Linked DNA regions of Mus musculus: all the other regions are linked to region 1. The links are chromatin contacts, found by POLR2A ChIA-PET in ENCODE. All regions are on one chromosome and are shown on one strand. The core of a region is the stretch at or near the end of the contact, and the rest is flanking DNA. Distances in the headings are between cores, read along the strand shown. Region 1 holds the start of Hexim2 (hexamethylene bis-acetamide inducible 2). Region 2 overlaps Nmt1 (N-myristoyltransferase 1). Region 3 holds the start of Nmt1 (N-myristoyltransferase 1).

The links. ChIA-PET counts read pairs that join two places held with the same protein, here RNA polymerase II (POLR2A).
Region 2: POLR2A ChIA-PET joins it to region 1 with 10 read pairs in embryonic stem cell. The contact joins the enhancer-like site here to the promoter of Hexim2 in region 1. POLR2A ChIA-PET finds 5 or more read pairs at or near these places in 4 of 5 experiments (Patski and embryonic stem cell).
Region 3: POLR2A ChIA-PET joins it to region 1 with 17 read pairs in embryonic stem cell. The contact joins the promoter of Nmt1 here to the promoter of Hexim2 in region 1. POLR2A ChIA-PET finds 5 or more read pairs at or near these places in 4 of 5 experiments (Patski and embryonic stem cell).

Annotation. Positions count from the first base shown.
Region 1 is chr11:103,131,656-103,134,633 of GRCm38, forward strand. Hexim2 (hexamethylene bis-acetamide inducible 2) reads left to right here and starts at 1,704. Exons shown (of 3, transcript NM_027658.2): 1 at 1,704-1,802; 2 at 2,380-2,486. The coding sequence starts at 2,424.
Region 2 is chr11:103,066,114-103,069,132 of GRCm38, forward strand. Nmt1 (N-myristoyltransferase 1) reads left to right here. Exons shown (of 12, transcript NM_008707.4): 12 at 1-2,795. Among named protein-coding and RNA genes, the nearest start is that of Gm42090, 20 kb to the left of the region's middle. Within about 2 kb of position 1,694, at least 1 of the 3 ENCODE cell types and tissues checked has a DNase peak (open chromatin) inside an H3K27ac peak, as active enhancers do.
Region 3 is chr11:103,027,275-103,030,219 of GRCm38, forward strand. Nmt1 (N-myristoyltransferase 1) reads left to right here and starts at 1,269. Exons shown (of 12, transcript NM_008707.4): 1 at 1,269-1,428. The coding sequence starts at 1,298. It also overlaps a transcript of Dcakd not described here.

The DNA of each region.
Region 1 (2,978 bases), core at 454-2,953:
ATCCTATATAACACATAAAGTAGATCAAAACTGCCATTTCTACTTAAGTACTTTCTGCATCTACAGAAGAGATGGCTTCAGTAACAATGAGACAGTGGCACAGAAAATACTCTTTTTAGTTTGTGGAACAAGACTTTAAATGGGACATGGTGTAGGCTTACAAAAAAAAAAAAAAAAAAAATCACATCGGAATTAACTCCCTTTGCCCTTGTAGCACAGCCTCTTCGCCCCTAAGTTACGGCTCAGATTTCAAAATGCAAGCAGATGTTTTTGAAGTACCCGAAATGGGCCACTCCGTTTCTATTACTGGACTGTAGTGACTGAAATTATTTTCTTTCCCCCAACCCTTCAAAGGGCATAACCCCATCCCTTTGGCGTGAAATTTTGAAGTGGGGCGACACACTTCAGGAGTTTCCAAAAGCGGATGCTGACGTTCGAGGTCAGGCCATTGGGAGAGTCGGGGCTCGATGGGAGAAATCTTGAGGGCAAGAGAGCTCAGAAATTTCCAAGCGCTAAGCTCGAGCTTTCCACGTGCCCAGATCTAGTTGGTCCCAGGGGGAGTTGGTGGCTGTTATAGAAGTTAGAGGGTTGTTGCTTTTCGCAGCCCTGAGAAGTGGGATGGACACGGTGTATGGGGGTGGGGAGGCGGGTGCAATCCGGCCGGGCAACCTCGGAGCCTCCAGCTCACTAGCACTGCTCAGGGCATGCGGCCAGAGTTGCAACCTCGGCCCGTCCCTGCGAGCCAGGGTCTCCAACTGGCGTCGCGCCCACCTCGTCCTTCAGATGGGGGTCCGGCTACGCCGGGCCTGGCCGCCATACCCGGGATGAATGGGGGTGACGAGAGGCCTTGGGCAGACCTCGGCCTCAGGATCACGTCCCGGTGGAAGCACAGCAGAGGGGAAGCCGTCTTACTGGCCTCTCCTCTGCTGGGATCCCGGGAAATACGCGGTAATTACCCCAAAAGGCCGCTCTCAAAGGCGAGGCGGAGAGGCTGCCGGGACGGTTTGAGGACTGGGCTCGGCCGGGGAGACGCCAACCTTCACCCTTCCCAGCCCCCGACCCAACTCCCCGCCGTCTCCCGGCGCCGCCACTTCAGGCAGCCCACTCGGCCCGGCCTCTCCCCGCGCCCGGACCACCCCCCATGGGGTGCTCTCACTGCGCAGCGAGTCCCTCCGCTGCCTCCTCCCAGCCCAAAATGGCGGCGGCGGCGGCGGCCCCCGAGCTGCTCGTCGCCTTCCTCAAGGCTAGGGAATCCCTCCGCGCGCAAGCCCCGCCCCCGCGACCGGATCTCTATTTCTCCCTGGTAAAGCCTAACGCCATCAATGAACTCTTTAATTGAGCTCTGACAGGGCGGGTCCAGTTGTGCTTCCGCACAGCTAGTTGTTGACAAAAGTCGGGAGACTGGCAGACAAGCGACCCAATCAAAGAAGAGATCGGTGAGCGCGGGACGTTCACGCAAAGGCAAATAGGTTTTTTTTTTTTTTTTTTTTTTTTTTTTTTTTTTTTTTTTTTTTTTTGGCGTTCCTGGGCATGGTTGTTGACGTAATGGGAGCTTGAAAGTATCCTGGGCAGCTTTCCTAGGGTGGAAGAACTACAACCCCCAGCAGCCATTGCGCTGCCAGGCTGTCCTCTTCGCCCCTCCACCTCCCCCCCCCCCCATCTTAGGGCTTTAGCGGCTTGGCCAGAGCTGCTGCTACTGCAGCAAGAGATAGGGCAGAGGCGTTGAGACTCTCATGGACAGGCGGTCGCACAGAAAGACACACAGAGGTAGTGGTGTACACTAAGCCCTTGACAGCAAATAGGTCAGTCCCACCTTCGTTAAATCTCCCTGCCAGGACTTTTCCCTCCTCCAAGAACTCCATTTTTACTCCCATTGAATTTTTTTTCTTCTTCTTTCTGTCAGCTGCATGTAGTTTGAAGACTTCTTCCCTTTAGCTCCCCGTTCCTTGAGACAGGAGAGAAGCCGTCCAGGCCCTGTAGACAAAAAGACTTCAACCATAGGCTCTGACCAGGTCCCAACCTAGAGAGATTGAAGGTGGTCAAGATAGGGGCTTCCAGGAGCTACAGACCCACCCTCTCCACAGCATCCCCCAAGCAGTGTCCTTTCTGGGTGACAGAGCTCAGGCCTACCCTCCTAACTGCCAGCCTGTCTTTACTTATTAGGAGAGCAGAGGCCCAGGGCCTCTGCTCTCCCACTTGGTCCCTTGCTGGCTAGCAATGTGAAGACTAGAGTATGGAAACAGCCTTCCGAGTCTTCACTTGAAAGTGAAGGCCATGCAGGTCTGGGGCCACAAAATGGCTGCTGCTGCTGTGACAAAACAATTCCTGACCAACCAGCTTCTGCCTAAGGACTTAGGTTTCTGTTGTTGTTCAAAGCAGGTGACAGTAGTTAAAGACATCATCTGCTGCAAGAGTAGGAGAAGATGGCCACTGTGAACCATACCAACTGCAACACAGCGTCACCAGCTGCTCTGGAGGAGGCCAAGGTAAGTACCCACCCTCCCAGCCACCTGAAAGCCCTAAACGTGGGGTCAGATAGCTGAAATCCTAGGGCTTTTGTTGTTTTGTCTTGTTGGTTGGTTGGTAGATTTAGAAAACCAGTATTTTATTTTATTTTCGTTTGTTTGAGACCTTGAGGGGGGAGGTGGGGGGGGGTGTCTTTCTGTGTATCCCCAGCTGGCCTCGAACTTGCAACAACGTTCTTCTTCAGCCTTCCAAGGGCTAAAATTACAGCCTGCACCACCACACCCAGCTAGAAAGCCAGTGTTTTAAATGAGTCTGTACTGTGCTCTGGGAAGTAGGCCAGAATGTGATTCAATGATGGCTCATGAATTCCTAAAAGCCCTTCAAGGTAGATGTTATTTCCAGTGGACAGAAGCTGAGGTTGGAGAGCTGCACTACCTTTTCCAGAATCAGGCAGCCTGTGAGGAACAAAATTCCACCTTACATTTAGGGTCTTCTGATAACAGTACCTTGTC
Region 2 (3,019 bases), core at 444-2,943, 66 kb before region 1:
TTCTAAATATCTTTCATGTTCCAAATGTACAAGGATGTTTGGTCTCTGATGAGAAAGAACTGAATCCAGTCATTCTTCACAATGAGAGCCCAAGGACAGCAGCAGACAGATGTGCATTGCACAATTACTGTCTCTTCAGAAGCGGTGGCTGTTGTCAGGGGCAGCAGGAGAAAGAGGATCTGGGGAGCCTCACCTGTTCCCCTTTGGAATTGGCTGCCAAGCAGGCTTTGAGCAAGGAGGTAAGGTCTAGGGACTGCCAGCTCAGGAGAGGGCTCAGATCTCCAGCATGACAGGACAAGCTCTTAGGGTGGAACTGGCCCTGGGCAGAGGCCAGACTACTGCATCCTGAGACCAGGAAGTGGTGACAATCATGGAAGTAGATTCATTAATCAAGTCCCTCTTCCATCTCCTGGGCCTTGTCCCGGAGGACACTATTCTACCAAGTGATTTTAGAAGGCTTCTGAGCTGGCTGTTGGCAGCCTAACAGGTGTGTGTCCTCTGAGAGACTTTGTCCTCACTGCTTAGGATGGGTGGCATTTTGAAAAGAACTTTGGACCTTTTGTAGAATCTGGAACCTCGTTGAGACCACATGAGCGCAAGCTCTGTCTAAGGCATATTAGAGCAAGGAGGGAGCTGGTATCCCAGGGAGGCTGAGCAGGCGTGGTGTGGCGATGCCCAGGCTGGTGAGTCCCAGCCCCTGCCTGTGCCTTCAGCCCCTCAGCCATCTCCTGTGCTCCTTTGTCTCCTTCCCAGGGCGTCCAGCCCACAGTGGCCGCAAGAAGCAGTAACTAGAGATGATCTAGACTTGGCGACATCGCCAGTGTCTGAGTCTGATTATCATCGGTGCTGTTGTGGGTTTTTGTGGTGGTAGTGATGGTTATTCAATGCTGCCAGTTTTTCCAGAAGTCGTCAAGCCCCTGACCACGTTGGCCGCCCATGTGGGCATTCTTGAGTGGTGTTGAGCCAAGTGGCTCAGGATTGGGCTGAACTGTCAGCGAGCCACACCCAGCCTCCTTGTAGCTTGTGCTACAAGAGAGAAAGCTCCACGTGACACATAGTAGGGAATTTCTTTGCTCTTTCTCCTCTTGGCATCTTGGGGGTCAGGGAGACCTTATAAGGGAAAGAAGCCTTAGCCACTAGCCAGGTTCAGCCTTGTCCCCAGAACTGAATGACGCTGTCGTACAGGCGAGCAGGGGTTTGAGGCATGCTGTGGCTTCTGGTGGTGGCCTGCAGAAACTAATGCCGCATCGCCTCTGCTGAAGGAAACTGTGCTAGGGATGCGTCCTGCTTGCTAGACTGCTGCTGGAGACAGAAGCTCTGCTTGGAGGAGTCTCATCAGAGGCTTAGGGACCTCCCTCTCCTTCACTGTCCTGTGTTGCCAACTGCAAGTGCCAGCGAAGGTGGCCGACTTGTGACTCCAAGATACTCAGACCAAAGAAACTATTGTTCTTGGCAAAATGTGCACTGAGTTCTCCAGAAGGGAGGGGTCAGAGGCGGGGCTCCCCTCAGCCTCAGTCATCAGACACTACCCTAAGTGCCCACACTTTAAAGGACAGAGTGCTCAAGGCTTTCCTTCTTGGGCGGGCCTGGAATGTGGAAAGCCTTCCTGTCTTACTCTCTATCAGCTGCAAGCCAGCCCCCGGCTCAAATTGCTTCTGGGGTTTGGGGAACACAAATCTCTGGAGTGAGCTTTGGTTTCATTGACCCTGGTCATGGGACAAAAACAGTGAACCCCAGGGAGACGCTCTGGAAGAGCTGCTGGCAAGGCCTCTGTCCCAAAAACCAGGTGGCTTGCTCTGCTTCTGCCGCTGCCTTGAGATGGGCGCCCTGCCCAGGTCTACAGGAGTTGGCTCAGGGGTTGTTTTTAAGTCTTATTTTTATCTAAACCGTTCTGGTATCTTCATTTAACCCTCGTGGGATTAGGGGCTAAAGAGGTTCAGAGCTACTCCACAGTATGGCAGCCCTGTGACTAGCTTGGACCAAACAAGAAGGGCTTTGGGGCATCCAAGCTGACCTGCCTCAGGCAGCCTCTGTTGGAAGAAGGCCTTCTGTGAGCCTAACCCTAGTCTTCTGCCATGTCCTGAAGGCCACCTTTTCCTTCCCTGCCTTTGGATCGACTCTCCACGCTACCATAGACACTAGTTTGTAAAGTGAGCTGGGTAGAAAGGCCTTAACTCTGAATTGAGGCCTGCGTGGGCTTGCTATCCCCACCCAGACCTGTGTCTGAAAGTATTGCTATCTGAGGATTGGCTCACACCAAGCTCTGCTAACACTCCTTTTTTTAATGGAAAATTTCAGGCCTTGCCCCTTCTTTCTGCCATTTGTTGCCCTCACTTGCTAGCGCTCTGAAGCCCAGAGGCAGGTGTCTTTGTGGTTTTGAATTCTGTCTCCAGAGATGACCAGCATTCAACTAACCTGGGGGCCCCAAGGCTCTGAAGAGGTTTCATGGAGCTGTCTACGTCTAAGAGAGAAAGAGACTCTCAGAAAAGGGAGCTAGAGCGTCTCTCTAGCCCTGTCTGCCTGTCCTTGAACCAGAGGAGACCCATTGTGTCTTGCTGCAGAGTGAAGGCAGGTCTACAGACGGGCTGTGCCCGAGGAGGAGAGCTGGGGCGGTTTTCATTGAATGAAACTAAAGTGTTAACTGTGGCCATCAGGTGCTGCATCTGAGGGTCGGAGAGCTTCACTCTATTGTCTTGGCTTTTCTTTGGGCCGTGCTGGGGGCGTTCATTGCTGGGATACCCAATGTACTGTTCCACTCCGGGCATCTCACTTGTTTCTAATAAAGGAAGTTCAACGGTCTGCTCTCTCCTGGTGTTCTTCTGGTCAGCGGTAGGTGGTATGTATAGCTAGGGGCCCCCAGGGCCACCAACACACGGCCAGCTTTGCAAGACTTCTTTCAGGGTGCATATGACTCTCCCCGGGCTTTCCCACCTACCACAGAGAGGCTGGTACTGATGCAGAAGAGCAGCCACGAGCTAAGGAAGAACCCTGCCACTAGCCCTGCACAGTCGTGTGCGTG
Region 3 (2,945 bases), core at 19-2,518, 100 kb before region 1:
TCGTCCTTGGAAGTTGCCTGGATCCAACAGTGTGACTGGTGTGACGGTGAAGCCTTACAGAGGGCACAGAGTAGGTAGATACAGATTTATAGACAGATTTTGCCGCCTACAAACAATGTACCAACTTTTCTGGAACAGTCTTTTCATCTGTGAAAAAGGAATAATAATGGCATAACACATTCTAAGCTTGTTAAAATTATAGGAATTCAGGTACAAAAAGTCTTACGCCAGAGCCTGGCGTGTAAGTGCTCATTAAAGTCTTGTGTTGGGAGTAGGGGAGCTCGTGAGGCCTCAACCCCAGACTAAGAACTACAGGCAATTAAGGAAGGCTAAAAATGGGGGAGGAAATAGTTCTTCCCAGGCACACCAGCCCTGAAATCATTTGCATACAACATTATGCTTACTGAACGGGCTATATTTATATATTTAGGAAAACACACACACACCCATATGTAACAACAACTAAAGAAAAAGAGGCCATGAATTTGAGAGCAAGGTGGGGTGTATATGGGAGGGGTTAGAGGAAGGAAAGGGGAAGTGGGGAAATGGTGTAATTATCATAATCTTAAAAAAAAAGACTTGTTATGGAAGGCTCTAGAGGAGAATCAAAGGGAAATGTGAAGAAGAGCGCAGTGCAAAATTAGAAGCCAAGAAATGGTAAGCCTCCCCTGCAAGCAATCAAGTCTTTGGCTCGGGGGCAGTGTTCCACACACCTCAATGCACTGCCTCTCGGTTTTAGATTTCCAAAGACCCAGGTCTCCCTAAAGGCTGGAGTAGGGAAGGCAGCCGAGAGCAAACCTATAGGAAAGTCCTCTGTAAGGGCATTTGAGCTCCTGGAGAATCGCAGCCATGAACCTCAGTGTCTTTCACTTACCCAGGAATGGTAACGGTCCTTAACGTTAGCCGATAACGGCTCATCTGTGGCCTGTTGATTACCAAGGGCGGCCTGAAAACCTTGGACTTTGCAAGCCCTTTACTTGCGAAACTCTAATTCAACATGGAACTGCAACTCCCAGCGTGCCCCGCGACCACCCTATAAGGCGTACAGCGCCCTTCGTCTCAGAGGGCGGCCGAACCTAGGGGCTTCCGGAATTGCTGCCCGCTCCTCCCAAGGCAGCGTCCCTTCATGATTTCTGGGTTTTGTAGTCCACATCGGTACAGTTTTTTGAAAACAAGCCACCCTTAGTGGCAGATTTCTTCACACAAACTACAAAACCCAGAATACAGCGCGTACTTCCTCTGTCCAATAGGAGCCCTCCATGTAGCGGGGCGCGGAGTCCGGCTCTCGCAACCCAAGATGGCGGATGAGAGTGAGACAGCAGTGAAGCTGCCGGCACCTTCGTTGCCACTGATGATGGAAGGGAATGGAAACGGCCATGAGCACTGCAGCGATTGCGAGAACGAGGAGGACAACAGCCACAACAGGAGGTAACGAGATCATCGTAGCCCAATTCCTGTCCGGTCTCCCACAAGCTGGGTATCTGGGGTGCGGGGAAGTCACCGGGAGCTTAGTCTAACCCCACCCCCATGTTCTTATTGGCTAAGCCATTGAGATCCTACCTAGCGATTGGTTTTTGTCTTTGTCACTTACCAGGATGGGTGCTCAGATATTAAGGGTCGGAGACATGCAATACTTTTATTATATAAAAGTTCTGTTTAGTGTACCACTCCCTTGCTTTAGGCACGATGGGGGAAAAGAACATTTTGAACGGTAGATTTCAGTAGTACAATGCAGAGCAATCTAGAAGCTGCGGTTCAGAAGGAACGTTACTTATAAAGGTGTATGAGAAACGTGACTAGCCATAAACTAATAATAAAACATTTCGTTGTAGTTCACGCTCAATGAGGAAATTCACTAGGCTATACAAGCCATGCATATAATTATGTTGTAAAATATAACTGCCAGACAAGTCCGAAATATAAACTCACTATGATCCTATGTTATTAGTGATGTGATGTTTTGATTTATTCAGTGTCTGTTGCCTCAAATAATCGGTGAAGAGTCAATTTCATTGTACCTTCACTTTGTTAATTTAGTGAAGGGCCTCAAAGCTTCAATAAACTGATGTTGCTTCTTGGAGAACATGTGGTATTTGTGGGGTACTACTGCACGTCTTGTACTTTAGGGTCTCCCTGGGGTTTTTTGTTCGTTATGTTTTGCCTTTTTAGACAGGTTCTACTGTGTAGCTATGGCTGGCCTGGGGCATACAATGTAGAACAGATTGACTCCAAACTTGGGGTGATGTTCTTGTCTCTCGGGTATGGGGATTAGTACTGTTACAGGTCACTGTGTAGGTCAGGGTCTTACTATAAGTAATTTCAGTCTTTTGTTAGTAGAGAAGAAGAAATGGGCCAGATATTTGAGAATTTGTATTTGTCTTTGTTTTTCCAATCAGTACATCAGTAAGCCAGTCACGAAAAATGATGTATTTAAGTTCATATTATTTTCCTGCTGCTCTAACGCCCCCACCCAATATGTATGTATGTATGTATGTATGTATACATATGTATATTTTTGTGTAGAGACTTGTGGGTGTGTGATTGAGTGGTTGTTTGTTGTTGTTGTTGTTTTTTGTTTTTGTTTTGTTTTGTTTTGTTTTTTGAGACAGGGTTTCTCTGTGTAGCCCTGGCTGTCTTGTAGACCAGGCTGGCTTCGAACTCAGAGATCCACCTGACTCTGCCTCCCAAGTGCTGAGATTAAAGGCGTGTGCCACCACTGCCTGGTGGTAGTTTGGTTTTTATAGCCAGATTTTGTTATAGCCAACTTGCCATTAGCTGTAGCCGGCAGCTCTTAGCTTCCCCCTAGCCCCAGTTAAAGTTGAGATGAAGATAGAAGTTTGTAACCTTTGGCTACACTCTATTTATTCCTCTGTCTTAAAGATGGCTGAGCAAAGGATTAAATGATCAGTAATCTGACTGTGGTGAGTTTTAGGCTTAAAAAAAAA